Linked DNA regions of Mus musculus: region 2 is linked to region 1. Evidence: chromatin loops called from intact Hi-C (ENCODE). Cell type or tissue: heart. All regions are shown on one strand. Links, peaks and the distances in the headings refer to the core of each region. The heading gives the core; the rest is flanking DNA. Region 1 has its middle 25 kb from the start of Cldn23. Region 2 overlaps Eri1 (exoribonuclease 1).

Evidence for each region. Peaks named below come from ENCODE experiments on the same cell type or tissue, not always from the same donor. Only the 100,000 strongest peaks of a DNase experiment are listed, where the experiment ranks them.
Region 2: a loop joins it to region 1, with 14 times the contacts of the local background. A loop is called at or near these places in 5 of 42 quality-filtered maps.

Annotation. Positions count from the first base shown.
Region 1 is chr8:35,843,191-35,859,134 of GRCm38, reverse strand. No RefSeq gene overlaps it. Among named protein-coding and RNA genes, the nearest start is that of Cldn23, 25 kb to the right of the region's middle. In heart, for the core only: a CTCF peak has its summit at 8,532 (motif pointing right); a DNase peak (open chromatin) is centred at 8,584; H3K4me3 peaks cover 626 bases; H3K27ac peaks cover 241 bases; H3K27me3 peaks cover 378 bases.
Region 2 is chr8:35,471,298-35,487,241 of GRCm38, reverse strand. Eri1 (exoribonuclease 1) reads left to right here. Exons shown (of 7, transcript NM_026067.3): 3 at 4,516-4,726; 4 at 8,599-8,682; 5 at 10,674-10,783; 6 at 12,731-12,845. Among named protein-coding and RNA genes, the nearest start is that of Gm51568, 16 kb to the left of the region's middle. In heart, for the core only: a CTCF peak has its summit at 7,821 (motif pointing left); no DNase peak of the experiment used is centred there.

The DNA of each region.
Region 1 (15,944 bases), core at 3,638-11,637:
TAAATACTTTCTTACTTCAAGAGGGAAAAAATAGCACACAGTCACAATCTAAGCAAAGCTAAGCCGTACTCCAACAGTATAAATAATTCAATGTGCAGTATCTGGGATTCACTCACAACATCCTGGGCTTCTCCCAGGGCCTTGGGTCACTTCTTCAGCTCTGCCCTCTGTAGCACACATGGCTTATCTTGTAAGCTTGGCCAGGACCCATGGCTGCTCTTCTTGGTGGTCATCCCATGATACTGGCATCTCCAAAATGCTGGGGTCTTCTACTGCAACCAACAGCCTCTCCTGGACTTTCTTAATGTTGCAACGCTTCAACTTTTCTTCATGGTCTCTTCATTCCTAGGCTTTCGCCTGCCACTGAGGCTGCACTTTCACCAATGGCCTCTCCTGGACTCAGTGCCAAGCAAGCCTCACCTGTTCTCTGTGGCCCCCTCATGACTACCCAGTACCACCGGGGTGACTCTCATCCATGCCCAAACTTGGCTGTCAGTACAAGGCAGAACCTTGGCTGCCTCTGAATACAGCTGGCATGTGATGACTCTAAGGACACACTTCCCAGATTTCACCTCAACGATGCTGGCCTCTTCCTAATCATGGCTGATTCTTTGGCCCCAGCCTACCAGCATCCACTGTCCCAGCAAAGTAAAGGTTTGTCTTTAGTGGTTTTGGTCTTTTGTTAATCACAGAGAATTCTTCAGCTTCATCTGACCAGAACCACAGATTCTTAACACATAAGGCCTGGTAGAATCTTTGCTTCCCTCTGAAACGTCACAAGCCAGGCCTCCATCATCTGCACTGCTTTCAACACTCTTATCTTCCAAGATCCTATAGAACATCCCACGGAGATCTCAATACTCTGGGCTTCTCTAGCCCAAAGTTTCAAAAATCCTTCCACAATCCCCCCCTAAGCAACATGGCCAGGTGTCTCACATTATCCCACTATGCTGATCCCAACTTCTGCCTTCCGGTTGCTATTGCTGTGATGACACACACTGTGACCAAAAGCAAGTTGTAGGGCAAAGGGTTTATCTGTCTTACACTTGAACTCTCATGGTCTATCACAAAAGGAAGTCGGAGAAGGCCGTCAAGCAGGGCAGGAACCTGAATGCAGAGGCCATGGAAGGGTGCTGCTTATTAGCTTTCTCTCTATGGGTTTCTCAGCCTGCTTTTTTATAAAACCCAGGACATCCAGCCTAGTGATGATCTTACCCACAATGGAATGGGCCCTCCCCTCCCCCACACTAACTAATTAAGAAAATGAGGTGCAGCGTGATCATACAGCATTTCCTCAACTGGGGTTCCCTCCATTCTCAGAGGACTCTTGACTGTGTCGAGTTGAAATAAAATTAGCCAGCATGGGTGGATACCAAACAGCAAACAAACAAAGAAAGTCAAGTCACACAAAGCTATCTGGGCATTCAAAGTAATGAAGTACTGCTTCAGTTCAGGAGATAGAGCCAGAAAGACCAGGCAGGAACCACACTGCAGAGCTCCAGCTTATAGGAGCTTCAGCCCTTTTCCATTCCTTAAGCTTGGTTGGGAAATCTGGGCCATGAGTTAGCAGGCGCAGGCTCATCCTCTCCATGTTACCTGGTCTACTCTCTGCCAGGCATTTTGTATGTCCCTTGATCCCAAATAATGATGGTAATATTCTTGTTTGTTGAACACATATGTAAGCTGAGTATCATGTTGCATAGCTCCGTGGCTCTGTAAAATCACTGTGAAATGTGGCCTTCATTCCCTTCTCACCGCTCTGAGATCTGCAGCCCATAGAAAATTGTAAGCAGAGACCGTACACCAAGAAAGACACATCAGGATTTGCTGACATTTAATGAGGCCATGCTGTCATGGTCTTTGACCCATGCCAGGGGATCATTTCCAGCACGACAGAAGCAAAATCGCAAACATCACCTCTCTTAAAACGTGGGGTGCGTGGGGGAAACTCCTCCCTTAAGGGAAGATAACTTCAGTGTACCTTGGTCCAGAACCTAAAATGTTATCCATAGAAGCACATGATTTTCATTACTATCCTGATAATAACTCAAGTTTGTGTTATATTGATGTAAAACTAGCTAGCACAATATAATATTAGAATACCCAGCTCAAGGGGCTGGGTGGATACATGCATGTGAGACAGACGTAAGGAAACACAATGAATTCAGAGGCGCTACTGAAGATTCTAATATTATGGCCAGGTTCTGAACTGGTGTAGCTGCTGTGAGAAACGGTTTGGCTCCTCAAAAAAGCTGAATACAAGATTTCCTTATGGTCCAGCAACTCTGTGCTTCTGCAGAAATCAAAAGGACTGGAAACAAAAGGCCTCAGGTTGATGTGCGTGCACACACATTTGGGTACTGCGTTAATTACTTTCACATCACTGTGGCCAAGCACCTTGCAGAAGCAACGTAAAAGAACAGAGACTTACTATAGCCCATAATTCGGAGGGTCTATGGTGAGAGGGGAGGCATGCAGCTGGCATGGCCAGGCTAAGTGATGGGAGTCTGCTCTGGAAGTTTCTTGAAGTGTTGACTAAGAGACAGAGTGCCCCAGCTCAAAGTGGACTCTGGGTATAACCCATGAAGACCAACCTCAAGGACCCAGGTTGACCTAATCCTTAAAAGTTCTACAACTTCCCAAAACGATGCCACGAGCTGGAGACCAAGTATTTTCAACACAGGAGCCTGTGAATGGCGTTCCATATTCAAGCCATAAGAAGTACCGTCATTTACTGTGAGAGAGAGAGAGAGAGACTCAAGTACGTATCTCTAGGTAAATGGATAGAAAAACTCGATGTCTGTGATAACATATAATTCTGCCTAGAAAAAGGAAAGGAAATTGAAACATATTACAGTGTGGGACATTCTTGAAGATGTCATTGTAAGCAAAAATAAACCAGTCACAGAAAGACAAATATTGTGGGTTTTGATGCACATGAAGTCCTTTGATACACATTCATAAATACAGAGAGTAGAAGGAAGACCAGCAGAGATAAGGGGGCAGGGTCGAATGGAGTTACTGTTTAAAAGTATAGTTTATGCTAAGGATAACAAAAGGCTCGTGTAAAGATACACAACATATAGATGTATCTAGTATCGCAAGTGCCGTACTCACAAATTCTTAAAACAATAAATACTATATTAGATACATCTTATCATAATGTCGAAAATGTATTCATGTGCCTACCTCCCCTGCTATATTCCACTTTTCCAAAATACCGGAGCTGACTTTTCAAAGTATTTTTAACCCAAAGCATTGAACCTAAAATACTTAGACCACAACAAACAGCTTCACATACAAGACCTACTGAAACGGATCCACACAGACACGGAGAAGGGAGGGAGAAGGGGGTAGAAGTGAGGGAGGAGAGAAGCGGGGAGAAGGGGGGAGAACAAGTAAGTTAAAAGCTGATTGTCAACAATTTAATTTTTTTTTTTTACTCCACATGTGTTTATTGAATACATCCCCAAATTTCTGCACTGGCAATGACCAAATCATCTTGGAGAAGATAGGGTTTAGCTGGCTCACAGGCTGCCCTCCAGCAGGAAGGAAAGCCAAGGCAGGAAGCCAACTTGGAGGCAGGAACTGAAAACTGAGGCACAGACCATAGAGGAACAGTGCTGACTCTCCTGATCTCCGTGGCTTGTTCCGCTTCTTTTCTTTTTCCTTTTCCTTTTCCTTTTCCTTTTCCTTTTCCTTTTCCTTTTCCTTTTCTTTTTCTTTTTTTCTCTTTCTTTTTCTTTTCTTCTTCTTCTTTTTCTCTTTCTCTTTCTCTTTCTTTTTCTTTTTTTCTTTTTCTATCATTATTTATTTTTATTTTCTGTGCATTGATGTTTTGCCTGCATGTATGTTGAATTCCCTGGAGCTAGAGCTATCAGACAGTTTCGAGCTGCCACGTGAGTTGAACCCAGGTCCTTGGGAAGAGCAGCCAGTGCTCTTAACCAGAATCACCTGCCCTTGAGAAACCTAGGGGGCTGGGCAGTGGTGGCACAAGTCTTTAATCCCAGCACTTGGGAGGCAGAGGTAGGTGGATTTCTGAGTTCGGGGCCAGCCTGGTCTATAAAGTGGATTCCAGGACAGCCAGAGCTACACAGGAAAACCATGTTTCAAAAAACAAAACAAAACAAACAAACAAACAAAAAGAAACCCAGGGGTAGCACCTGCCATCGGTGAACTGAGCCCTCTCTTGTCAATCATTAATGACCCCACAGGCTTGCCTACTGGCCATTCCTCAACTGAAATTTCCATTTCCCCCGGGTGACTCAGTTTGTGTCAAGCTGATAAAATCTAAATGGCCCAGTGAGGATCACTAAGTCTCTGTCCTCACAAGATGTTCCTTCTACAGGGGCAAGCTATTTACATGTAAGAGATAGACAGTGTCACAGGGCTCTAGCTCCTGTGGGACAATGAAAGATTGTTGGGATGAAGTGGCAACTCCTTTTGCCAAGCACATTGGGGGGAGCCCCTAAATGATGGGAAGGACCCAGAGTCCAACAATTCCAAGGAGGAAACTCTTGGTGTAGCCAAACAGGAGAGCTTAGGCACTGGTGGAGAAGGAAGCACTTTGTCAAAAGCCCAGGATAACCACCGAGCCTAGACTTTCATGAACAAGGAGGAAGACAGTGGTGCCAAATTGTGTTCCCAAGACAGGCAATCAGTCATAGGATGTAAAAGATAAGGAAGTCATTGTTTTCTGTGGGACACAAGACAGCTAATTGAGGCAGCAAGGAGAGACATGAGTGGGTGAGGATGTAGGCACGAGGGCCACTCTGCAAAAGGCTTGCATGGAGGAGAAGTCGCGTAATTAACATGGAACTCGGGGTCAAAGGTGGGGTTCTGCAGATGGCACTGAACACCGCCGTGTCATCTCCTCTCTCACGACCGCAACACCGCGCGCGGCACTTGTTAGTCTGTTGAGCATATTATTTCCACTAGAGCTTTTCATTTACTACCTTCTGTTAAAAGACAAACGCAAGGAAGGCTAAGTGTTTTTGTCTTCCTGTTGGCAAAATGAACAACACCAAGATGCCTAGCTGTATAACTGGATTTATGTTTACTGTTACATGACTTAGAGTCTTCTGTTAAACCCAGCAAGGTCTTGTCACCTTTCAAATACGGCTCAGTGCCTGCTTCGGTGACTCTGAATCTGATTTCCAATGACAGCATTGCTCCTAGCTCTACCACTCTACTCTTGCTTGGAAATGACCAGAACATCTCTAAGTTCTCAGAGGGGGTGCGGCTCCCATAGCTACCATCTCACTTAAACCTGGACACCTTGGTACCACTCAAGACCCTAAGACTTGGCAAGGTGGGCATTGTCTATGATTTTTAAAGTCAAACCTTATCTTTAGCCATGTGACAAATAAATTTAATGATTATTTTACTGAGACTAATATATTTATTAACATTATTTTTCTATGTCAGAGATGGTGTCAGAGGTGTGTTAGTGGGAAACACAACCTGCCTAGGCTTCCTGTTGGCATGGGAAGGCGTTCCCTTGGGTATAGCAGGATTTTCTCTAACCCACCAGCAGTATAAATAATGGCATGGAAGCTTCTAATACTTCAAAGCTCAAGCCTTTTATATTATAAATATATATGGTATATGATATATATGGTATATGATTGATATATATATATGGTATATCACACACACACCACACACACACACATATACATACACACATATATATACATATATATACATATATATATGTATATATATGTATATATATGTATATATATGTATATATATGTATATCTTGCCCATCACTTGCCATGTGGTTAGCTCTATACCTTTCTCTCTTCTGCAGTCCGCTTCTGTTCCTTTCTGTGTTCATTCTCCCATCCTTCTCTTCAGCCTTCTTCCCCTGATTCATTCTCTCTGCCTGGAAGTTACACTCCCTACTTCCTGGCCAGCTCTTGGCTGTCAGATCTTCATTACAACCAATCAGTACTGAGACATCCTCATGCAATTTCTAGATTGCTTTGAGCCAGGTGAAGAAGGGCAAATATTCACAAAACAGAAAACCCAGCTCTGGACCATAGAAATGACTATACGAGAATCCTGCCAGCACTTAGTTCTCTGCCGGTACAGAAATAACAATTGAAAATACAGAGAAACACCTTCACACAATGTAAGAAAGGTTATCCCAATGCATTGGAGAATTGTGGGAATAATCCCAGAGACTCAGGCAAAGCTACAAGGGCACCAACAATCACCTGTTTACTATGGACATTGTCCTTGAATGTTCTTAGCAAACAGTCAAGTCGCAGCACACACTAAAGGTAACAGCACTTTCATTTATTTGAAATTGACTTAGAATTTCAGCTAACAAAAACTTCCTGAAAGGTTTCAGAATGCTCTTCTGAAAAACATTATGTATAATTAGTACACCTTATATATAACTAGTATACAAATACTATATATCTAAATAATATAAATGCAAATTTTCTTTAGAATTATATAAAATATCATATAGATAATGAACTAACCAGTTTTAACTTTTGATAATAAACCTAATCCATTATTGGGAAAGTTCACCATGCCATAAGCTACCTGCACTAGAGTTTCCATAGACTGTAGCTACCAAATTCTCCTGGGCTGGCTCCTAGGTAAGAAGGGTCCTGTGTGCTCTATGGGGACGTGACTAACCAGTGGAGAGGTTTGCAGCAGAGGTTTGCAGAGCCTTTGAGACGAACCTTTTCTTTTATATAGAAAACAACACCAGCCAGGTGGAGTCTAGATGAGTGCTTGTGGGTCTCTAGCTTTCAGGTTCAGAACAAGAGCTCAGGATACACAGTTTCCAAAGTCCTTTTCCTTCTCTGGGTAGAGTAACAGGACTAGCAAAGAAGGTGGAAATCAATTGCATTATCAACACACATCTAAAATGAGAGATGCAAGAGACTTCCACTTGAGAGTCAAATTCATGATCTGTACATGTGGACATTGAAGAGTGGCTGGGGCCACTTGCCAGTTCTGCAAGAAGCTTTGCAGTGAGAACCTCTGACCTCTCTGACTGTGAGGGGACAGGTGCTGGTGGTGTCAAGTCACCGGGTGAGTGTGCTCTGCTGGCGTCAGCCTGAGGTAACCACCACAAGTATCAGTGGAAAACAAACTCTAAACACCAACATCACACACAGCAAAGAGAAAGGAGTTGAGCCTCACAATAGCCGAGTCCATCCTTTTATACAAGTGTTACAATGTAACTGATTTCCACCTCCATCCCACAAGTGTTACAATGTAACTGATTTCTACCTCCATCCCACAAGTGTTACAATGTAACTGATTTCTACCTCCATCCCACAAGTGTTACAATGTAACTGATTTCCACCTCCCTCCCTGGCCCTATTAGTCCACAGTAAAGGGGAAAGGGGCTTTGGAAACCACCAGGTATCAGCCTTTGTTCGGAACTCTAGAGACCTACAAACACTCACCCAAACTCCATGACATCTTGGTTGTTTGTTTGAGGGATTTTGTTGTTGTTTATTTGTTTGTTGTTGTTGTTTTAATAACAGAACCTTCAGCTCAATTTGGATCCCAAAAGAGATCAGACCTGGTGTGTTTGTGAAGCTGACTTTAAAGCCAGGTTTCCCTTTCCATCAAATTCTGAACTGAGAGCTTAAGTCATAATCCTCCCTCTCTCCTCCGTCCTCCCGCCTCCCTCCTCCTCCCTCTTCCCTCTGAGTCTTTAAGAAATAACGGTTTTGGTGGGATATTGGAAGACAGTAAATAAGTTCACATTCACCATGCCTTCGTCATACAAAACCTGGGTGGGCTGCTTAACCTTTCTGAGTCTTAAGTTTGATCTTTTGTAAAAGGGGGCTAACACTGAACCCCCCCCCCCCGAGCATTTAAACATAGAGTTTAATCCAAGGGTCTCAAACTGACGGTCGGTGGTGTGAATACCTCTATGTGTAGATCAGGCTGTTAGCCGTTTCTGCAAAACTAGCAGTGATTCTCAATACCACCCCCCCCATCATAAGCCTATTACCCATCATTCCCCCCCAAGTTCAGAAGGGAAGGCCAAGGGATCACTAAACAGGATGGTAGGGGGGCCTGGCGTCCTTTGAAACCGTAGAGATTTTAAGTAATTCTCCTCACTGGGACTAGGTAAAAATAAACAAATAACAAGAACAAAAAAGTCTCCCTCTACCACTCACCTACTTCTGACTAGATACAGAAAAGAGACGTGGAAGACCGAGTGAGAAAATGAATCCACCTGCCGTTTGGAAAATAGTCAAGAGACTATTATCCCACCCATAGCCACAGCAAAAAAAAAAAAAAAAAAAGCTTTGCTGAGCTTTAAGCAACGGAAAAGGCAAGGGGTGGAAAGGAGAGGGCTAGCGTAAGGTAGTAGAGGCTTCACAGAAGCTCTGGTTCCTATGAGTCAGAAGCGCGCCCAACAGAAGGAAACTGTCCTTGACCTGGGCTGCAGGAAATGAAGCCCCTCTAGAAGTGCCTCTGCGGAAAGGAACACTTGCAGCAGCTTCCGAGCGAGCATCAATGGGGTCGCAGAAGGTTGTGCCCTGTGGAGCCACAAGAGGGCGCTCTAGGACAAAAAAATCAACATTTGTCCCTTGGCACACAGAAGCGGGCAAGACGTAAGGAGGGACGTCAGTCTGAAACTTTTTTGAGATCTTCCATTCTTCTTCCCTCTCCCCGTGAACCCCAAAGGAGAGCAAACATAGAGGAAGGGAGCTCATAGCCAGGGCGAGTGACTAAAAAGGAAGTCCACTAGACGCCATGACGCCTGCTCCCTAGTCAGGAGCAGGAGAAATCTAAGGAGTTGCTGCTGGTACCTAAAGATGTGTAGGGAAAGCCGTGGAAACGCATCCACAGGCAGAGAAAGCTCATCCTAGAGAAAATTAGAGCAAAATATTGGGGAAAAAAAAACCAAGTTGGCCCTTTGCTCCCTTAAAACCTAGCTGCCTGCACTGGTCCTTGCAGAGACAGCAGTGAAGTGGAAATTTCTGGTTTCTTTAACAACCCAGTTGTGTCATGTGATGTTTTCCTGACGCCGTCTTGTGAGAGGGCATGTAATGTTTTTTTTTTTTTTTTTTGCTGAAAATAGACACTTGAGAGGGCGGTTGATGTTTAGAAAGAATATAAATGGAACCCCACAAACAATAGGAGGGTGCTCTCGTATTGCTACGCCATACAACGCCTCGCTGGTCTTCACTGGTCTTCGTTGCTCTTTACTTTATAGACAGAAATGCGCCAAAGAAGTTCTTGTGGTATTCCAGCCAGAACGGTCCGCTTCCGCTGACTTGTGCCCATTCGGCGGAGCCTTGCTGTTTCTGCTGGATGGTGCGGCTGCTACTGGTTGGTGTTATGATGTTTGCTATTGGACCGGACTGTTGGTATCCTGACAATAAGAGCGGAACCACTCCAAGGAACTCCTTGTAAGCAGGTCCACAACACCATTTTTCTATTAACCTTCTTTTTCCCCAACCTCTGATTGGTGGGTTAGAAGGGAGGTTGAAGTGTTTAAGAACCCAAAATAAAGTAGGTTTTTTACTTAAAGAAAGGAAGGAAGGAAGGAAGGAAGGAAGGAAGGAAGGAAGGAAGGAAGGAAGGAAGAAAGAAAGAAAGAAAGAAAGAAAGAAAGAAAGAAAGAAAGAAAGAAAGAAAGAAAGAAAGAAAGAAAGAAAGAAATTTAAGCCTACACAGCAGATCTCCACTCACCAAGCTCCACAGAGGTGTTTGTTTGCTTGCTTGCTCGTTTGTTTTGACTTTGTCTTGCTCAGCCTGAAGGTGTGTTGGCTGATGGTGATACAGGTAGAGCTGGTTCTACCAAATGGCCCGGCTCCTGCTGTCCTCAAGATATGAGCTTCTGCCAAGCAAGGAGAGCACAGGAAGAAGTCACATGGCACATCCTGGCAGAAGAGAAGGGCAGATGTGGGCTGAGTGTGCTGCGTGCAAGGATGCCCAGATCGTAGTTACTGCTGGTGCGTGCGTGCGTGCGTGCGTGCGTGCGTGTGTGTGTGTGTGTGTGTGTGTGTGTGTGTGTGTGTGTGTGATTGTTATATACAAAACAAAATAGCTCATTTTAACTTATCATAAACAGTACAGTTCAAATTCAATCAAATATTTATACCTCTGAATCTCTGAATTCTGAAACTCTGCTCAGAATAACACATGTGACTTTAAGAAGGTATTTATCACGACATAAAACAAAATACTGAATAATAAACTCTAATCCAACTTGGTCAAAGTGGGTTGTCCCATGCAGCTCAGATGAATGACTTTATAGTAGGTTCCCGTCCCGATGACTCATTTGTCTGGTGGGATCTTAAAACGGAAAGGAACCCTTGTCAGGTCCTTGCCGTTGTCAAGCTGGAGTCTTGAAAGTTCCTTATGGAAAAATAATGAAGACAGGATTGAAAATATTAACTCAACATTCTAAGGTACCAACTATGTTTTTGCTTCATGCAGAAGAGCAAGCCTCTGCATTCTTTCTACTTAAGCCTACCCAAATAGAGAAAAGCACTCCGACTGTCACAGTAAGACTGACCACCGCACAAAGAAAGATGGCAGGATCATTTAAGAAGCTGTTCCAGTGAGAACCAGGTTTCTGGCTGGAAGCGGTCACCATGAGGCTTCCTTTTACCAAATAGCAATTTGGCTGTGGTCAAAGCCAGAATGTTTGTGAGTCACCAAACTCTTTCAGCAATGTGGAACAAGTTTGGAAATCAAAACTGACTCGAGTATTTTCTTACAACAGTGGTTCCATTACATGAAAGGAGGAGTCGAGGTGGAGTTGAGAAATCTCTTCAATAAGTTAGGTGTAGTTCACTCAACACATGTTCATAACAGGACTATTAGTGTGCCCCAGGTAGGTGCAGCAATAGAAAAAGGCAGGAACCCTGGCATTTCTACTTCTATTTCTTAAAGTTTTTACATCTTTTTTCTTTCTCCCTGAGAATTTCAGAGTGTTTACTCTAGATCTGATCACATCTACCCCTCATTTTCTTCTCCCATGCCTCCCACTATCACACTCCCTCCTAACTTGATGGTTTTTTTCTTTTGTTGTTTACCTACTAGGTCAAGTTTGTACTGCTCATGTGTGAATGAGTGCCACCCAGTGCATCATGGGAAACCTACCCATGACCATGCTCCAGAAAAAGAGAAAAGAGTGAGTCTCCCACTGGCAGCAACTGTCCACTGCCAGTAGCTCCTCCACCAGGGGTAAGGCCAGGAGATCGTCTGCCTCAGAAGTTCAGTTGGCTTGATCATGCAGAAGTTTTGCACAGCTGTTAGGAGTTTGTGCCTGAAATAGCAGATGTTCACAGCACCTATTCCCACTGTCTGGCTCTTATGTTCCCTCTACCTCCTCTTACACTGTGTTCTCTGAGACTCGATGATGGTGAGGTGGGTACAGATATCCCATTAGGGCTGAGGACTCAGCCTCTTATCTTCAGTTTTTGACCAGTTACACATCTGTGCGTTGACTGCTGCCCATAGCAAAGAGAAGCGCCTCTGACCAAGAATGAGAGCAGCCCGGGTCTCTGGGTATGAACATAAATGGTTAGAATTTGACAGTATAATTTATCTATTCTATTCTACAGCCTATGACCTGCCCAACCTTGGCTTTTGACCAGGACTGTAAGACTCTGGCGAGCCTTAGCTTACTTGTGACTGCTGCCACTCTCCCCTCCACCGAGTGAACAACTCAAAGCTGGGGATTACTGCAAAAGCAAGAGGAATTTATTGACCCAGTGCACTGGGGTTGTCCTACACCTGAAGGCAAGGCCTCCACCTCTTGGTGGCCCATTCAGTGAGTTTTTATACAGTTTTCAGGGGTAGAATAGAGCAACATCCACTAGGCACAATGTGATTGGTAGAACAATGTGACTTTTAAACTGATTGGTCCTTAGGGAATGAAGTAGCAAGGACTTCCATTGTCTGTTGGTGACCAATGGCCGGTTAGCCCTTCGGAATGTGTCTACGTGCTCTGGGGGCTTCCACCACTCGAAGGTGGCTGATGGTTGGTCCTCCCCTGTGGTCTGAGGAATGTAATCGGCCTCTCCTTTCTGGAGGGGAGGGGTGCCTAAGTGCTCCATAACCTTTCTCTTCCAGGAGGGGAGGTGTCTGGTGGAATTTTCCAAAGGTCCTGGACTGACCTCTTCTGAACTATAGTACCAAACATAAAATTTCCTCAAATCCAATCAGCTATGCCATAACATTTGTACCACTATTGCCCATCAGTGGGTGAATGTTGCCTGGAAGGTTAACGTTGAACACAGCAAGGTCCAGCATTGGGTGAGATCACTAATCTCTTTCCCCCAACAGCCTGCCTAGCCCCTTGCTTCCTGCACCTCGAAGCTTAGTCATCAGGGAGGAAGTTTCCCAGGACATTTTTATTTCTATGCTGGTATTTGCTCATATGCCCGGTATGTTTTCATGTCAAGCTACGATCATGGAGCTGTGGCTAACCTCATTTTCTGAAGATTTTGGGGGTGACATCAGGTGGACAGACGCTTCTTTTTATTTTCAAGTGATTGACCTGACATTTTGTTCTCTTTTACTTTATATACTAGAAGAGCATATTCAGCAAAAAAAAAAAAAAAAAAAAAAAAATTAAAAAAATAAGGGGACGGGGAAAGGCGGAAGGGTGAAATTTTATCAGTGATTGTGTGATACCAAAACCGAGTTGCAAACTGAGGAAAGTTTTTAAACAGGTGAATTGAGTCCGACAAAGCTGGCCAAGCTAACAAGTCCCAGAGCAACCAAGGAAGGGCTTCAGACCTAGCCTCCTCCATCTCAGTGTCACTACGGGATGATCCTTCCTAAAGTCCATGAACTACCAGAGTCAAATGCATTCACGGGCACAGCCCAGCCTGCCCCTCCCTTCTGCCTGCCCCTCCTCTTCCGCCTGCCCCTCCCCATCCGCCTGCCCCCACAGAACCACTATCCTCCATCTTGACAGAATCCCGGCTTTTCCACTTGTTCCATCATACCCATCATATTCAACGTGCCACCTTTGCTCCTCTCAAAGCCTGTCTGTCTATCTGTCTGTCCAATGTTCACATCTAACGCTTGCCATCCCCCAGTTACAGTACCTCGCCAAGCAGCCCTCCTTTCTCCCTTCCTCTCCATCACGCTGATAAGTTATGACAGGCCTAACATGATGTTACCCTGCTTTGAAACTGCTCTGTTCCAGCTTGGAGGATGGCTCGGCAATTAAGAGTATTTGATACTTTTCCTGGGTTCCGTGCCCAGCATGCATGTGAGACCTTAACTCCAACTACAGGGGACCTGACAACCTCTTCTGGTCTCCATGGGCACCTGTACATACATACATACATACATACATACATACATACATACATACATACATACATACAATACACACACACACACACACATACACACACTAAAAATCTTAAAAATATACTTTAAAAAGTAGCTACACAGGTCTGAAAATGAAGACCATATTCCCAGTTAAGCACAACACTGGGGTTGTTTCTGAACCAGCTCTAGCTTTCTTAGATCAATTTTAATGATGAAACACATACACATGTCCACACACATATACATACATGCACACACTTTGATCACCCTTTTTCTTATTTGTTTTGTTTGCTCTTGCTTATGTACCTTTGTGAAGGTGAAACCAGATTGTAAGTTAAGAAATGCATCCTAACAGTTGGAAAGAGACTGCAAAAGCTCTTACACACACACACACACACACACACACACACACATATACACTCACATACACACACATACACACACACACTCACATACATACACACACTCATATACACACATACTCACACACACACACTCACATACATACACACACTCACATACACACACTCACATATACACATACACACATACTCACACATATACAAACACACTCACACACATACACACACAAACACAAGTTTCTCTGTGTTTAAATATCCCCCACACCCATACACTTTAGTGCACTGGTACAGCCTGAACACACGTAACAATCTTCAAGAATTCTCCTCCATAGTCTGTTCCCTGTTGTTCTTGACCTGCCTGGGGACTACTCATCCATCTGCCAAGGACCTTAGGGTGTCCTCTGCTCCCTCACTTCCAGGACAGAAGCTCTGGCTAGGCATGCTCCCCCACAGTCCTCAGCACAAAGGCTGCAGCACGCGGATGTGTCTGTCTAGACAGCAGACTGTGCTACTCAAAAAACAAAAAACCTCTGAAAAACAAAATCCCCTATTTATAAAGGGACATAAGCAAGAGAAAACTAAACAAATAAGAAAATAGGTCATCAAAGAGAGAATAATGGCACCCCACAGGAGGAGGTGAGCTGACCTTCGATGTCTTTGTCTTTTAAAGGTCTGGGCCTGACATTTTCTCACTTTCACATAGGCACTGAAGTTCTACCATCAGGCTTTTTCTTTTCTTGAAAATATTTTCATTTATTTATCTATGTTTGTTTATTTTTTTCACTCTACATCTCAATTGCAACCCCACCTCACATACCCTTTCCCTCGATACCCCACCTTCGTCTCCTCAGAGAAGGGGTAGCCCCCACGGGTACCAACCTGCCCTGGCACATCAAGTGTCAGCAAGACTTCGAGCATCCTCTCCCACTGAGACCAGACAAGGCAGTACAGCCCTGAGAAAGGAATCCCCAAAAGCAGGCAGCAGGCAGAGACAGCCCCCCACTCCAATTGTTAGGGGACCCACATGAAGACCAAGCTGCACATCTGCTACATATATGTAGGGGGCATATCTCCAGCCCATGCATATTCTTTAGTTGGTGGTTTAGTCCTTAGAAGTTCTCACGGCCCAGGTTAGTCAAATCTGTAGGTTTTCTTTGTGGTATCTTCCTCCCCTCCAGCTCCTTCAATCCCTCCCCTACCAACTATTCTACATGTCTCCCCCTAATGTTTGTCTGTGGGTCTCTGCATCTGTTTCTATATACTGCTGGATGGAGCTTCTCAGAGGCCAGTGATGCTAAGCTCCTGCCTGCAAGCCTAACAGAGTATCATTAATAGTGTCAGGGATTGGTTCTTGTCCATGGGATGGGTTTCAACTTAGGCCAATCACTGGTTGGCTGTTCCCTCAATCTCTGCTCCATCTTTATCCCTGCATATCTTGTAGGCAGGACAAATTTTGGATCAAAGGTTTTTGTGGGTGGATTGGTGTCCCCCTTCCTCCACTGGAAGTTCTGCCCATAGCTTTTAAGAAGAGAGAAAACGATACCTATTTCCACAAAGAGCACCTGTTTCAGGTGTCTAGAGAATGACTTGATTTCCTTAATGCTACTGAAAGAACAGTCTCTATCCTGTGGCTAGACAAAACTAAAACAATACTTGATACATTTACCTCACTAAGCATCTACTAGGGGAAAAAAATCGCTAGATGATGCGCTGGAATTTTAAAATCCTAAAAAAAGTTCTCTAGTTATTCAAATGATAAGAACACTTGACTATGGGTCACATTCTAACAAGTGATACTCTAGATATACCACAAGGAAGCTGAAGGATACATTGTTTCAGAGATGGGAGCCAGTTCTAAAAACAAGGAGGGGGTCTTTCCTTCCATCTAAAGGAAAAGAAACTCACAGGTTCACTTTGGAATAGGACCCGCCTCCAAGTGTCATGTTTGGGTGCTGATTGGCTTGTTATAAAAGCAGTTGGAAGTCACACTTAGAACATGATAGAGAAGACTTGTGCATCTAAGCCACATGACTGATGGTTACAGAAACTCTTGTTTTCACATTAGAGAACTTCTCAAAAATGATGGAGGAACTGCAGAGATGAGTCCGCTGTTGAGACCACTGGCTCCCAGCACCCACACAGAGTTTCACAACCGCCTGTAACTCTAGTTATAGGTGATCCAATGTCCTTTTCTGGTCTCTGCTGGCGTGACACACATGCGATGCAAATACATACACTCAGGCACACACATATATACATAAAATTAATATTTTTTAAAGGACT
Region 2 (15,944 bases), core at 3,155-11,154, 370 kb after region 1:
AGTGAGTCTAGCTAAGGGTTTATCTATCTTGTTGATTTTCTCAAAGAACCAACTCCTCGTTTGGTTAATTCTTTGAATAGTTCTTCTTGTTTCCACTTGGTTGATTTCACCCCTGAGTTTGATTATTTCCTGCCGTCTACTCCTCTTGGGTGAATTTGCTTCCTTTTTTTCTAGGGCTTTTAGATGTGTTGTCAAGCTGCTAGTATGTGCTGTCTCCCGTTTCTTCTTGGAGGCACTCAGAGCTATGAGTTTCCCTCTTAGAAATGCTTTCATTGTGTCCCATAGGTTTGGGTACGTTGTGGCTTCATTTTCATTAAACTCTAAAAAGTCTTTAATTTCTTTCTTTATTCCTTCCTTGACCAAGGTATCATTGAGAAGAGTGTTATTCAGTTTCCACGTGAATGTTGGCTTTCCATTATTTATGTTGTTATTGAAGATCAGTCTTAGGCCATGGTGGTCTGATAGGATACATGGGACAATTTCAATATTTTTGTATCTATTGAGGCCTGTTTTGTGACCAATTATATGGTCAATTTTGGAGAAGGTCCCGTGAGGTGCTGAGAAGAAGGTATATCCTTTTGTTTTAGGATAAAATGTTCTGTAGATATCTGTCAGGTCCATTTGTTTCATAACTTCTGTTAGTTTCACTGTGTCCCTGTTTAGTTTCTGTTTCCACGATCTGTCCATTGAAGAAAGTGGTGTGTTGAAGTCTCCCACTATTATTGTGTGAGGTGCAATGTATGCTTTGAGCTTTACTAAAGTGTCTCTAATGAATGTGGCTGCCCTTGCATTTGGTGCGTAGATATTCAGAATGGAGAGTTCCTCTTGGAGGATTTTACCTTTGATGAGTATGAAGTGTCCCTCCTTGTCTTTTTTGATAACTTTGGGTTGGAAGTCGATTTTATCCGATATTAAAATGGCTACTCCAGCTTGTTTCTTCAGTCCATTTGCTTGGAAAATTGTTTTCCAGCCTTTCACTCTGAGGTAGTGTCTGTCTTTTTCCCTGAGATGGGTTTCCTGTAAGCAGCAGAATGTTGGGTCCTGTTTGTGTAGCCAGTCTGTTAGTCTATGTCTTTTTATTGGGGAATTGAGTCCATTGATATTAAGAGATATTAAGGAAAAGTAATTGTTGCTTCCTTTTATTTTTTTGTTGTTAGAGTTGGCATTCTGTTCTTGTGGCTGTCTTCTTTTTGGTTTGTTGAGGGATTACTTTCTTGCTTGTTCTAGGGCGTGATTTCCGTCCTTGTATTGCTTCTTTTCTGTTATTATCCTTTGAAGGGCTGGATTCATGGAAAGATATTGTGTGAATTTGGATTTGTCGTGGAATACTTTGGTTTCTCCATCTATGGTAATTGAGAGTTTGGCCGGGTATATTAGCCTGGGCTGGCATTTGTGTTCTCTTAGTGTCTGTATAACATCTGTCCAGGCTCTTCTGGCTTTCATAGTCTCTGGTGAAAAGTCTGGTGTAATTCTGATAGGCCTTCCTTTATATGTTACTTGACCTTTCTCCCTTACTGCTTTTAATATTCTATCTTTATTTAGTGCATTTGTTGTTCTGATTATTATGTGTCGGGAGGAATTTCTTTTCTGGTCCAGTCTATTTGGAGTTCTGTAGGCTTCTTGTATGATCATGGGCATCTCTTTTTTTATGTTTGGGAAGTTTTCTTCTATTATTTTGTTGAAGATATTAGCTGGCCCTTTAGGTTGAAAATCTTCATTCTCATCAATTCCTATTATCCGTAGGTTTGGTCTTCTCATTGTGTCCTGGATTACCTGGATGTTTTGAGTTAGGATCCTTTTGCATTTTGTATTTTCTTTGACTGTTGTGTCGATGTTCTCTATGGAATCTTCTGCACCTGAGATTCTCTCTTCCATTTCTTGTATTCTGTTGCTGATGCTCGCATCTATGGTTCCAGATCTCTTTCCTAGGGTTTCTATCTCCAGCGTTGCCTCGCTTTGGGTTTTCTTTATTGTGTCTACTTCCCCTTTTAGTTCTAGTATGGTTTTGTTCATTTCCATCACCTGTTTGGATGTGTTTTCCTGTTTTTCTTTAATGATTTCTACCTGTTTGGCTGTGTTTTCCTGCTTTTCTTTAAGGGCCTGTAACTCTTTAGCAGTGCTCTCCTGTAATTCTTTAAATGACTTATGAAAGTCCTTCTTGATGTCCTCTATCATCATCATGAGAAATGTTTTTAAATCTGTGTCTAGATTTTCGGTTGTGTTGGGGTGCCCAGGACTAGGTGGGGTGGGAGTGCTGCATTCTGATGATGGTGAGTGGTCTTGATTTCTGTTAGTAGGATTCTTACGTTTGCCTTTTGCCATCTGGTAATCTCTGAAGCTAGCTGTTTTAGTTGTCACTGTTAAGAGCTTGTTCTTCAGGTGACTCTGTTAGCCTCTATAAGCAGACCTGGAGGGTAGCACTCTCCTTAGTTTCAGTGGGCAGAGTATTCTCTGCAGGCAAGCTCTCTTCTTGCAGGGCAGGTACCCAGATATCTGGTGTTCGAACGAGACTCCTGGCAGAAGTTGTGTTCCACTCACTAGAGGTCTTAGGATCTCGTGTGGAATCCTGTGTGGGCCCTTGCGGGTGTCAGGTGACTCCGCTGGCAAGGTAGCCCGGGGCTCGAGTGGAGCTGAAGGGGCTTGTGCCCCAGATCAAGCCCGGGTAGCCTGCTTCCCTATGTACCGCAGTCTCAGGTTCCACGCGATTGGATTGGGGCAGGCGCTGTGTTCCACTCACCAGAGGTCTTAGGATCCCGTGGGGAGTCCCGTGTGGGCCCTTGCGGGTGTTGGGCAAGACTCTGCTGGCCTCTTGTCTTTATTGTATAATCAAACTTAAAAGGATTTGAAAGTGTGTTGCAAATTCAGATTACGGCACACAGAGCCATACAGTCATAGCTTCCAGTGTAGCAGCATGCTGTGGGGAGGAGTGTTTCAGTGAGCCTGAGATGGTAAGGTGAGGCACAGTGAGGGAATTCTGTGCTGAAGTCCACATTACCTTGTAACTGAAGGGAACCACTGAAGATGCCTTTCACGGGAACTTGAATTAGTGCTCAATTCTTTTTGTTTTTGTTTGGTTTTTGTTTGGTTTTTGTTTTTGGTGTTTTGGTTTGGTTGGTTGGTTGGTTTGGCTGTTTTTGAGCCAGGGTTTCTCTGTCTAGTCCTGGCTGTATTGGAACACACTCTGTTGACCAGGCTGGTCTTGAACTCACAGAAATCAGGTCCTCCTACCTCTGCCTCCCAAGTGCTGGGATCAAAGGTGTGCGCCACCACTGCCAGGTTTAGTGCTCAGTTCTTCCGTGAGGTGAAGCAGTGTGCTGCGGGCTGTGATAAGCGTGGCCTCTGCTGTAGTCCACAACACTAAGAAGCTATAGTAGAGACATTGGGACAACCTGATTCACAGTAGTGTTCAGGTAGAGCTGGTAAACACTGCTAGGATACAAAGGAGCAGGGCAGATGTTAGAGAGAGGGTTTGACCCTGGGCAGCTAGGTCAGTGTTTGTGCCACCATCAGGTTCACAGTGCCATTTCCTCAGAGAAACAATAGATAAATAAGGTGAGAGAAAAGAAATGAACAGAAAGTAACTTAAAGTAGTCACAGCTCATAGGTGACTCAGCATCTTAAAGTGAAAAGGGTTGAGGGACTTTCCTAGGTTGATATTGTGAGAAGAAAACATTAAAGCACTGGGCATGATGGCACGCACCTTTAACCCCAGCACTCAAGAGGCTGCAGAAGCAGGTGATCTCTGAGTGCAAACCCAGCCTGGTCTACATCGTTCCAGGACAGCCGGAGCTACATAGCAAGACCCTGTCTCAAAAAAAGAAAAATCACAAAAATGTTTAAAACAGGCATTGGTTGATTATCGTTTTCGTAGATTATCGTTTTCTTGTGCTTCAGAGGTCGTTTAGAAAGGAAAACAATAGACTTAAAACATGTAAGTTTTAAGTCACTAATTGGTGATGTGATCAAGAAATCCAGCAACCTAGGTTTACTCAGACTCTCACTATCTTACTGTTCTCTCAAAGAATGCTCTGGGGTGGTATATCCTCAGTTACTTTTGAAGTAGCTTAAGACATTCAACTTGAGGGCATAATACTTTCATACCCTCAAAAGTTTTTGTTTAGTTGTCTAAACCATGAATGCCAAAAGAAAGAGTACAGTGTGTTCAATTTACCTGACTTCCCTTACTCAACATTACAGCTTGTCCTGTTAGCTTCAGTTTTTATATCATGTATGTCTTAACATACAGGGCAGTGTTATGTGCAGGTTCAAGGTTATGGCTTGAATTACTAGATATAATGAAGAAGACACCTTTCAATTATAAAGGAAATTTTTGTTATATTAATCATTGTGTTTTCATTAGCTCTTTGCTAACTTAGTGTTGAGGTTTTCGTTCTTTTCTTGTATTTGTTTTAGATAGCATTTGTTAGTTTTGCTGTGGCTGCAAGTGCAAGCTAGAGCCAGCAGGTTGGAGTTGTGATTCTTGACTGTAACATTTACTTAATCTTGTGTTTCTAGAGGAGTCAAGGATGTTCTAAAGAAGAGACTGAAAAACTATTACAAGAAGCAGAAGTTGATGCTGAAAGAGAGCTCCGCTGGGGACAGTTACTATGACTACATTTGTATCATTGACTTTGAGGCTACTTGTGAAGAGGGGAACCCAGCTGAGTTCCTACATGAAATCATTGAGTTTCCTGTTGTCCTGTTGAATACACACACCTTAGAAATCGTGAGTGAATTGTTGCATCTTCATCTCAGTTTTAGTGGCAACTATTCTAGTGTTCATTAGTGAGCCAGGAGCTCTTGTTTGCCATCTTAGCTGGAAATAGAATTTCAAAAGGACACTTTTGCATATTGCTGTGAGTTCCATATCAGCATGATTAATAGAAAAACCACAGTGAAACAGCAGTTCTAGGAACTGTTTTTCTTCTTGTCCATGAGCTAAAATTGTGCTTTTTCTGTTACTTAGAATACCTGAGTAGATACCAATCTACTCAGGGAAGTGACAAAGGAACTGGAAACCTACCCTGGTGCATGATGCTAAGAATCTAGTTCTGTGAGGGCTCTTGGCATCAACATACTTCCTTAAAGCTCCTTAGATGGTTTTGATGTACAGTGAGGGCACAGGACTGTTTGTAGAGGTAACTGCTGATGGCATAGGGGAAACATCTAGGCCTGCCTTCTCAAGCTGCACGTAAGTACCCCCAAGTAATTATCGGCACTACGTTTTTAATTCAGGACTTCCTAGAATGAATCCCTCAAAATAATGCCTTCTGTATTATAGACTCTGAGTGAGGAGATGTCACAGTGCCTCATCAGTCTATTCACCAAGAACAGAAAGGCCTGTCGTGGTAATGTGTAGTTTTTCTGCTCAAAACCTCTCAGCTATGTTCTCCCCGGCATAATCCAGCCTTTCCCAAAACAGATTATTAGTCAAGTTAAAAAGAAAAATGGCAGCAATGAAGGGAGATGCCTTGGGTTGTCTCAGGGTTTGCTGCTGAGAAGAGACATCAGGACCAAGGCAACTCTTATAAGGACAACATTTCATTGGGGCTGGCTTAACAGGTTCAGAGGTTCAGTCCATTACTATCAAGGCAGGAAGCATGGCAGCATCCAGGCAGACATGGTGCTGGAGGAGCTGAGAGGTCTACATCTTGTTCTGAAGGCAAACAGGACTGTCTCCCACATGGCTAGGAGGGGGGTGTCAAAGCCCACCCCCACAGTGACACATTTTCTCCAACACGGCTGCACATCCTAATAGCACTGTTCCCTGGGCTAAACATTCAAACCACCACAAATCCTTAGATTTTATTTCTTCTCTCAGTTCAGGACACTGATTTAGCATTTTTCTTCCTTCGTTGAGGCATTAGGACACACTGCTTTCAGATGTATTCTCATTACATCCTGTCGCACCACAAGAAATCCTCATTCCCTGATATTGCCAGCTACCTTCTTCTTTTTGGAGAAACTCTTTAAATAAGTTACATATACTTCTGTCTTTGTTTTCTTCTTGTGTTCTCTTATACTTATTTCAATTAAGTTTAAGCTCTGCTCTCTTTTTTAAAGTTTATAAAGTGGTGTGTGCGTGCGTGTGTGTGTGTGTGCGTGCACTCACATGCTCCCTTGTGTGAAGGTCAGAGGACAGCTTTGGTGAGTTGGTTTTCTCCTACTTCATTGAGGTAGGATCGCCCATTGTTACTGTTGCCTGCCTATTCGAGCCTAGGTAGGCTGTAAGGTTCTGTGTAATTCTTTATCTAGTTATTCTGTTTTTCTATCCTTGATACCAGCCAGCTTCAGCACAGTGGCCCAAAGAACCCCTTCAAAATTTTGCCATGACTTCTGATTTAACTTTAAATTAACAACAAAAAAATGTATTTCGTGTATTAATCTAGCCTCCTTTTACCTCGGGTTGCCTCCTGTTTTTATGTATTTGTTTATTTTTTATTCAATTCAATCTATTCCAGCTATACCAACTTGATTCTGTTTTCTCAAAAATGCCCACCATTTTCCAGCTTCTTATCCACATACGCCATCCCCCCAGAAACCCTCCAGTACGTTAGAGTTCACCTTCAAGTAAAGCCCACCTAATTATCTCGTTTAATAGGGTAACGTATGAACGCCACCGCAGAGCCGTTGTCTGTGATCCTTCTTCCTTGGGCCACTCTTTTTTTTTTTTTTTTTAATAGTATTTGATCCATGAGTAAATAGGTCTCTGTAATATGCTCATTGAAAGTGATTTGCCACCCCTACCCCTTGTCTCTGTCTCCTACATGCTGGGATTAAAGGTGGGCACCACCAAGCAGGCTCTGGGAAACTTTACATCTTTGTGACAGTGTATTTAGTAGTACTTGGTTGTAATGCCAAAGGGAATTCCATCTTTGAAAAGTTTTTACTTAAAGTTATAAACCATGGAACTGGCAAAATTGCTCAAGGGGTTCTTGTGCCTAGCCTGAGGACTAGAATGAGCATGGTAGAAGAGAAAGGACAACTCCCCACTTGACCTCTGACCTTTACATTTGTGCCTTGTAATCACACATGTGTATGTATACAAATAAATTTAAGATGTTTGAAAATTTCATAAATTAGAAGTGGTGTGTGAGAGCATCCTCCCTTGATCCCAGCACTGGGGCCAGAGTCAAGTAAAGCTAACCTGGTCTACATAGTGAGACCTTTGCCTCAAACAAAACATACTCCCCAAATAATAATTATAAACAACATACTGATCACTCACAAGGACTTTTATAGACTCTGTATATTTATAACATTCCAATTAACTAAAATTCTTGTTGAAAAAAAACCTAATAAATGAAAAGCATGTATTTAACTTTTGAAATTAAAATGTTCTTTGCTGCTTTTTACTTTTACAGTTCTCATTAAACATCTGCTTAACAGATTGTTGTAAGATCAGTGTGTAATAAGAATTTGTTCTTACTCCTGGTGAGATTTCTCAGTGGTTAAGAACACTAGCTGTTCTTCAAAAAAAAAAATCCAGGTTCTCTTCGTACATCTGCATGATAGCCGTCAACTGTTTGAAACCAGTTTCAGAGAATACAACACCCTCTTCTGGGTGACATACATGCAGACAGAGCAGGCATACATATAAAATAAATATACACACACATACAATTTGTTTTAAAAAACAATTTGTTCTGAGAAAGTATGTACCTTTGCCATTCTTAACGTTTAAACCTTGGGGGACTGGAGAGATGGCTCAGCAGGTAGAGTGCGTACTGCTGTTTGGTTTCCAGGACGCTCATCAGTAGCCTCACAGCTTACTGTAGTTGCAGCTCCAAGAGATCTAGGAGATCGATGCCCTCTGCTGGCTGCCATAGGCTTTGTGCTTATGTGTATTTATATGCACGTACATACACACAGGAAGGAGAATCAATTTTTTAAAACTTTTTTCTATAAAAAAAAATTATTCTTTTTATTTGTATATAGTTGAGATTAACAGTTGCCATCTTTAAATCTTCAGGTTTTGAAATTGGTCTTAATTTTCAAAAAATAACCCAGTAGTTTGAGGAAGTAGTGTCCAGCAGGAGGAAAAAGAAGCTTTCTCAAAGCCTGCTAAAGTTCTCAGAGTTGGGAGCATAGAACTTGGACACCAATGTGAAAACTTGAGAATTGCTACAATTAGTGTCTTATAAGTTGCTGTAGTCACATGGCAAGGTTTGACTCTCGGTGTTTAGTTTCATTGAATGCTTTAATGTAACGAACAAGAGCTGATTTCCTACAATTGAGGCCTTATTTCTTCTGAAGGATGTATTGTTTTTACAACCCACTATTGTAAAGTACCAGCTGTGTCAGCAGGCAAACAAGGTGACAAGTATTTTATAGGCAAAGAAAATATTTACCTTAGCTGTGGTTTGAAGGTGCGCTTTCAGACACCTGCTAACTTGATGTCTTTAAAACCCCAAATATGTTGTGTCTTTATATTTAAATTTCAGAGGGATTGTTCTTGGGGATCCAGGAGAGTCTCCTTAGGAACTCTGAAATAATCCGTCTGGAATGGGTGCAATTCATCTGTGGCTGGATTTGTTGAGTGTGCATGTCATGTACTGTAGTCAGGTGAAACACATGCCTTTATGTCCTCCCTTGCAGGAAGATACGTTTCAGCAGTATGTGAGGCCAGAAGTCAATGATCAGCTTTCAGAGTTCTGCATCGGTCTTACTGGAATCACTCAGGTGAGTATTCTCTTTTCATTTCTGTTGATTGTGGTTATTTTGAATTTGAAAATTTTAAATCAGTGGTTTCCTTTGTAGATAGTTTAAAAAATATTATTATAAACAATTTAATGTGCTGTTTTCCTTATTTTGTAAAAGTCTTTCATACTGTAATTAAAATAACAACAGCAAAAAGAGATGGTTCAGTGGTTAAGATCACTGGCTCTTCTTCCAGAGAATGTGTGGGTTTGATTCCCAGCACCCATGTGGTGGCTCACAATCCAGACCCAGGATCCAATGCCCTTTTCTGCCCTCCATAGGCACTAAATATGCACATAGTACATATGAAAGCAGGTTATTCATACATACAAATTTTAAAAAGAATTAAAAAAAACAGTAAATTATGTTACAGTAATATAATAATGATAAAAGAAAAATTTTTAACAAAAAGCCTTAGAGCTGGTAAATGCTGTAGTCTCACAGGTTAAGGGCGTAGGGGCTGCAATTCTAGGCTAGAGGGTCTCTTGAGCACAGATATCTGAGACCAGGCCTGCGCATCACTGGCAGATTCACCTCAGAACCAAAAGTTAAAGCCAAAAAGTCAGCTCTACACTCACCCTCCCCTCAGAGTTGTGAAGAAGCAGTCAAGATTTCTGTTGTAAAGAGAGCGTTAGTGAGGTAAGTGTCACTGAGATAGGCTTAGAACGGGTCTGTTACAGTCTTGACTACACGCCTTTGTTAGTCCATCCTTGGATTTTGTTTAAGTTTCAATGTGTGGGCTTTGTTAATTTATTTGGTTCTTTCATTAGTTTGTTCACTGCCTCCCACTTTATGTGAATGTCAAGTATGGTCAGTTTCTGCTTCAGTTGCCTATCTGTCAGGATCAGACAGAATAAACCAGTGGTCACGGTTTGGATAGGAAGAATGACAAGTTAGTATTTTATTAGGTTGTGAAGGCATCTATACAGAGGACTTATATCTGTGTTGGAAGGGAGGGCTGCAATGAGAAGCGTCTTTATGTTGTTGAACTTAGACTGATCATAAGTGAATGGGCAGAAAGGAAGGCTTGGGCATTTTAGGTGTGTTGTGGCAGAGCTCAGTGTAGTTCAGGATGGCTCAGGTCCTTGGGCTCTTGAGATGGTGTTTGAGCTGGGCAGAGGCAAGCAAATCATAAAAGGTTCTATGATTTTGGAAGCAAGTGTAAGAGACCTGCAATACATCAAACTGATGTTTTACAAAGTCTGGCCCTATGGCAGTGTGGTACAGTGTGCTACACATACTGTAGTATACTGTAGTGTGGAGAAGGTGAGCTTTGACATGGAGAATTCTTAGGGGCCATAGGTTAGATGGGATATTTGCCCGTTGTCTAAAGGATCAGTTAATCATAAAGAGCCACTAGGGTTGGTTTTTGTTCTAGTTTGCTTTCTATAGCTGTAAAAAAAATACCACAACCAAAAGCAGTTTGGAAGGAAAGGACTTTTGAGTTCATCATTGATGGAAATCAGGGATGAGATGGAAGCGGATACTGGAGGGATTGCTGAGTGCCTCACTCAGCAGGCTTGCTCTCTGGGTCCAGCTCCGCAGGCTTTCTTACTCAGCAGACCTCTAGCCACCTGCCCAGGGGTGGGGCTGCCCACAGTGGGTTTGGCCCTCTGCTTCAGCAGTCCAGATGCTGCCCACAGGCTGGTCTGATCCAGGCAGTTCTTCCCTTGAGATTCACTCCTCCCAGGCGACTCTAGGCCACCTGTGTGAAGTTGACAAAACCAGGACAATCTTAAATCTTAATTTTGGGAGAATTGTACACTCATTTGAAAGCAGTCCCTACTTCTTGGGTATAAAATGATTTCTTCCTGTCTTGGGTGAGCATTTGGGTGGTAAGTAGGTCTTAGTCATGGAAATCGCAGAAAGTGTAACGGTTCACATGCGCTTGACTTCCCTCCAGTTGATGTGTGCCTGTGCTGCAGGCTACAAGCAGTAACTACGCCAACCTCTTTCTCCTTTTGTGTCCTCAGGATCAGGTAGACAGAGCCGATGCTTTCCCTCAGGTCCTGAAAAAAGTGATTGAGTGGATGAAGTCAAAGGAGTTGGGAACTAAGTACAAGTACTGTATACTAACAGATGGGTAAGTAAGAAAATACTTGCAAATTCCTTTTAACTAAAAGAGGCTCTTAATTCATGTAACTATTCGAATGTCCATGGACCTTTACTTATTAAAGTCCCCAGGAGTCACTCTACAGAAAGTATTTTTTCATCTCACATTGAGTTCTCAGGATGGTACATATTCCCATGTACTGCTGAAACAGCTTGTCTGTGTCCCTCTGTCCATCCTGACATTCACTTGTTCACAGGCCTACGGCTCGGTGTCCTAGCACCACACAGTCCACACAAATCTGCCTCACCCACCATTCTTCAGGCTGCCCACTCACTAAGGGTTTGCCCGATCTCTGCCCAATTCATGTTTTCTCCCTTCTGGGAGATTCTCTGCCTTACCACCTGGTTCTACCCTTACTTACCACAGCTCAGTGCTCCTTCCACACCTTACAGCCGTCGGGATGTATGCCATGCTGACCGTCTGATGTGTGCTCTTTTTGTAGGATGTTGGAAGTCCTTTCAGAGCATTTGCTTTTTTCGCCCTGTAGTCTTCCAAGTCCAGTTACCTGTTAAATGAAAAGAGAAATGAGAGCTGGGTGTTGGGGTGTTCACCTGTAGTCGCCCACTTGGGAGTTGGAGGCTGGAGGATTCAGGGATTCAAGGTCAGCCCACATCGTGAATTAAATTAGGCAAGCCTGGGCTATAGTTTGAGACCCTGTCTCAAAACTCTACTTGTGCCTCCTCCCTGAAGAGAGAGAGAGGGAGGGAGGGAGAGAGAAATGAAAGTCTACATAGGAAAATCGGAAGGGTTGACAGAAGGATTACAGACATTGTAGACACCGTAGCAGGTCACTACCTCAGCAGCACTAAGGTAAAGGAAAAAGGCAGGAGCCTTCTGCTCTGGCTCTGTTGTGCAGGGTAGTGAGCTCCTCCCTGTTAGGATGCTGCTCCCTCGGATGACAGGAGCTGCACATGGAACTTACATATTATCATTGCTTTTAGAAATCTGGATGTCATGTTTAGAAATCTTAATGATTTTAAACATGAGCCGTGTTCCTGCTAACATTGACTGTCATTTCTATCATTTTACAAAGCAGGGCAATTTTTTAAAATACTAAATTCTGGCATGAATCATTCAAAATTTGTATGATATTTTTGTTTTTATTAGAACAGTAGCAAAAATAGTGGTTGATGCCTCCAGAAATAAAATAAGGCAGCTCAGGTTATCTGCTCAGAGTTAGTGGTGATGGGTGTTTCAGTTCAGGCTGTTAAAAGTACACAGAAGCGGTAGGATCCTAGGGCATTTATAGTATTTTATTTATAATATATATGTTTGATTTTATAGTAACTGAGTTGAGGGATTGTAAAATTTCCCACTGAAGGTTCTAATTGCTGCTGGTTTGACTTTGCCCAAGAAAGGCCACATTCAAATGAACTCAGCTTCTATGTGGTACACTCAACCTGATTGGCCTTTTTTGGAGACAAGATCTCACTATGTGACATAGCTCTGACTGGTCTGTGCTACAGCCTTCGAAGTGCCAGGATTAAGGAGTGTGTACTGTGCTTTGTAGCACTGACATTAACCAGTAAGCAGTGGAGAAATAAACAGCAGGCCAGGTTATATTTAACCCATAAAATATAAGGGTTTGAGTTAGTAAAGAACTTAACTAAAATGATAAATTTGTTATAACATGTGAGCCTACCAGTTACACAGAAAAACTCAGAAAGGTAGAAGTTTGGCCAAGAATCAGAACCACAAAAGCTATCAAGATGAGCTTAGTAAGAAGAGTTTGCGAAGAAAATACTGCTTTTTCCCCCCTTTTAAAAGCTTAATAGTATTTTCTAGGAATGGAGGTTACTTTTTTAAGCTTGGTATTTTCTGTGAGTGTGAGAAAGTTGATGTAAGGAAAACAACAGTTTAAAGTGTTCTTTGTTGTCATAGTATAGCACTCACTTCGCACCCTTTTCTCTCTCTAAGCTCCTGGGATATGAGTAAGTTCCTGAGCATCCAGTGCCGGCTCAGCAGACTCAAACACCCGGCCTTCGCTAAGAAGTGGATCAATATCCGGAAGTCATACGGAAACTTCTATAAGGTAAAAAGGCCTTTTCATTAGTTATTTTCTTAGCCATGTTTGCTCTGTTATACATATATATTCAGCTGTGATTTTATATGGGTATTAGATGTTTTTAGGTTTTTAAATTTATGTGTAACAGAGTTTTGCCTGTGTATATGTATATGGACCATAAGCATACCTGATGCCCATGGAGGAGAAGATGCACCTTGAGTTAAAGGTGGTTGAGAACCACCATATGGGTCCCAGGAACCCAACCTGGGTGCTCTCTGTACGAGCAACAAGAGCAGCTCTTAACAGCTGAGCCATGCCTCCATCCCATGTAATCTTTTTAAAGGTTCTTTCTCCCTACAGGAAAAACAAAGCTATCTAATTGTTACTTTTTAGAATCTCAGCTGTGTTCAGGTTAAACTGTAGCTCCTCTACCCACCTTTTTATTCTCATTTAATGCATTACCCTTTAACAGACAGATTCATAAGTGGATTGCTTCTGGGACGAATGCTATTGGATTTTGTTTTTGCTTTTGTGTAATACTAGATCTTGAACCTAGTGTGTCATGTTTGCTGGGTAAGCACTATATGCCTAAGCTGTCTTTTTAATTTTACTTTCTTTTGATCAAAGTTAACATGTATAAGTAGTGTAAATTTTAAACTGATATTTAAAGGCATAGGGAAATGTACATTTCTGGTCATGGTCCTCATCAGAACTGGTTCTTGTTCTCACACAGATCCTCTCACCTTTAAGAAGGTGTCTCTTCACATGTCTTACTCTTGTGCTTTTACGCTTGTGCTGTACTTGAGGTTTCGTTGTGACATAGCTGTTGGATTCCTACAGTGAACACTGGCTAAGCTCTGTTAAGTCTCCTGCCTCTAAATACCCTTCCCAACCTGCATGTTTATAATTGAGTCACTGCTCGGGGCCTATGGAGACTACTCAGGAAGCCGCCTCCTCCTCCTGCTCTTTTGTATAATGGAAGCAGAGGCTCAGAGTGTAGCTCCTGCAGAGTGCTGAGGTTGTAGGCTGTGCCACCACCCCTGGCTGGTTGGAAATCTCTGTTACTCACCAGTCAAACTGTTACCTTCTCAGTGCTCAGAACAGACTGTTACTGGCTTTCAGGATTACTGTCTTGGAGCCATTAATCTTGTAATTTTAACTTGTTCTTAAGTCTTCTCAAAAAAATCCCTTGGTTATTTGCTTTGCTTTCTGTCATGTCTCTGATTCTTTGTCATTATCTTTCTCCTTTTATAACATCTTTTGATAAAGTATGTTCTAATATAGTTTGAATCCCCCCCCCCTTTAAGGGTACTTTTAAAACAAACAAACAAACAAAAAAAAACCCAAAACCAAAAAACTTTATTGAAAATTACATTTGGCAGGGCAGGGAAAGTGGTTTCTCTTTTTTTTTTTTTTTTTTTTGGTTTTTTGTTTTTCTAGTTTAGTATTTTTTTGAACAGTGCTACTGTAAACATTCTTATACGTCTTCTGGTGCCTTTATATACTCACTTAGCGGGAGTAAACCTGGGCGTGGAGCTGATGGTCCCAGGGTATGTGCCTCACTCACTGCCTTGCTGGTTTCCAGAGGCTTTGTCCACTGTGCTGCCTCCTTCACAGCAGATTCAGATCCTTGCTGCCATCTGTGATTGCCAGATACTTAGGTGTTTGTCCATCCTTTTTTCTTTTAAATTAGGTCCCAGCTTTTTGCTATTGGTTTGGTTATGCCATGTTAGTCCTTTGATTATATTTTATAATTTCTCAGTTTTTCTTGTCACACATTTTGGAAATTTAAAAAAAAAAAAAAACAACTTTTAAAAAATGTTACACAAAATTCAAAACCAATCTGAAAGGGAAAACCTGAGCAGTGCTTCAGCGCACTGAGTCCTGTTTCCGCACTGTCCGCACTGTCTGCACTTGCTTCACTGTGCTTCACTGTGCTTCACTGTGCTTCACTGTGCTTCACTTGCTTCACTCTGCTTCTGAATCAGAACTGGCAGCATCCCATCACCTGTAGCTGCTTCACCTCCTGCCTCGTTACTTCTAACCCAGCTTTTCTCAAGTGCTTGTTAGAAATGGACAGTCAAAATGTATTAATCTCTTTGTTTCCTCATCATAAAGTTAAAAACTTACAAGGTAGACATTATAAATTGTTAATCAACTGGCTTAAACTAAAATAGGGTTTGATATTTCTAAAAGTAGGCTGAAATAATATGAATAGAAACACAGGCACAATCCTTTATATGACTAGAGGAAACTCTCCCAGTTTCTTCTCTTGCATATGCTCAAATGTAGTCTAACTTCTATAAAATTTTATAAATATGTCTTTTATTGGCCTCTATCTCCACTAAAATGCTGGGTTTTTGCATTAAAAGATGAGATAGCTCTCCTGATTGATGTACTGTGTTTTATTTCTTCTGTACAATTAGTTTGTTTGGGAAAGTTGGATAAATTGGTATTTTCTAGAAAGAAATAGAGCAGACAGATAGAATTTCCTCATATTTAAACATACACATATACCCAGGTATATAAATTTAAGTATGAAACAGGTCACTAGGTTTTGAAGTAGCATATCCTATAGGCATAGATTTTTCACAGCCTACTTTAGTTAGAGTTTAGCCTCTCCTCCAGCCCACCATCCACTAGAGGTAGTTGGAAAGAAAGGTTATTAGGATACGGGTGGAAGTGGACCTTTAGAAATGGCTCTTTGGGGCGATTCCAGTCTTTGTTGTTTTCAGTCCAGTCCACCAGCAAACACCAAACACGAATCAGCAGCTGCAGTCCAGTTCACTTGGCAGACACCACATATGAGCCAGCAAGGGCAGTTCCATCCAGAAGAAACCACAAGGCTCACCAGCCATCCCGAGTGCTCAGAAGTGGCAAGAAGCCGCAGGAGCCTCCAAGATGTTCTTCAGCGAGTTTCTCTCTATAAAGTCACCACAAGTAAAACTCAGCGATGCAGTGTACGACAAACCTGCATGTGTCAGTGAGGCTAGCAAGGCAGCGCCAGACAAAGCAGTGCTCCGGCTCTCACTGCCTGGGGCATGTCTGCTATAGCAAAACTTCCAGCAAAGAATCATTTGACATTACCGACTTTCCAAAGAAACCCCAAGTTTCCACTTAAGTCCC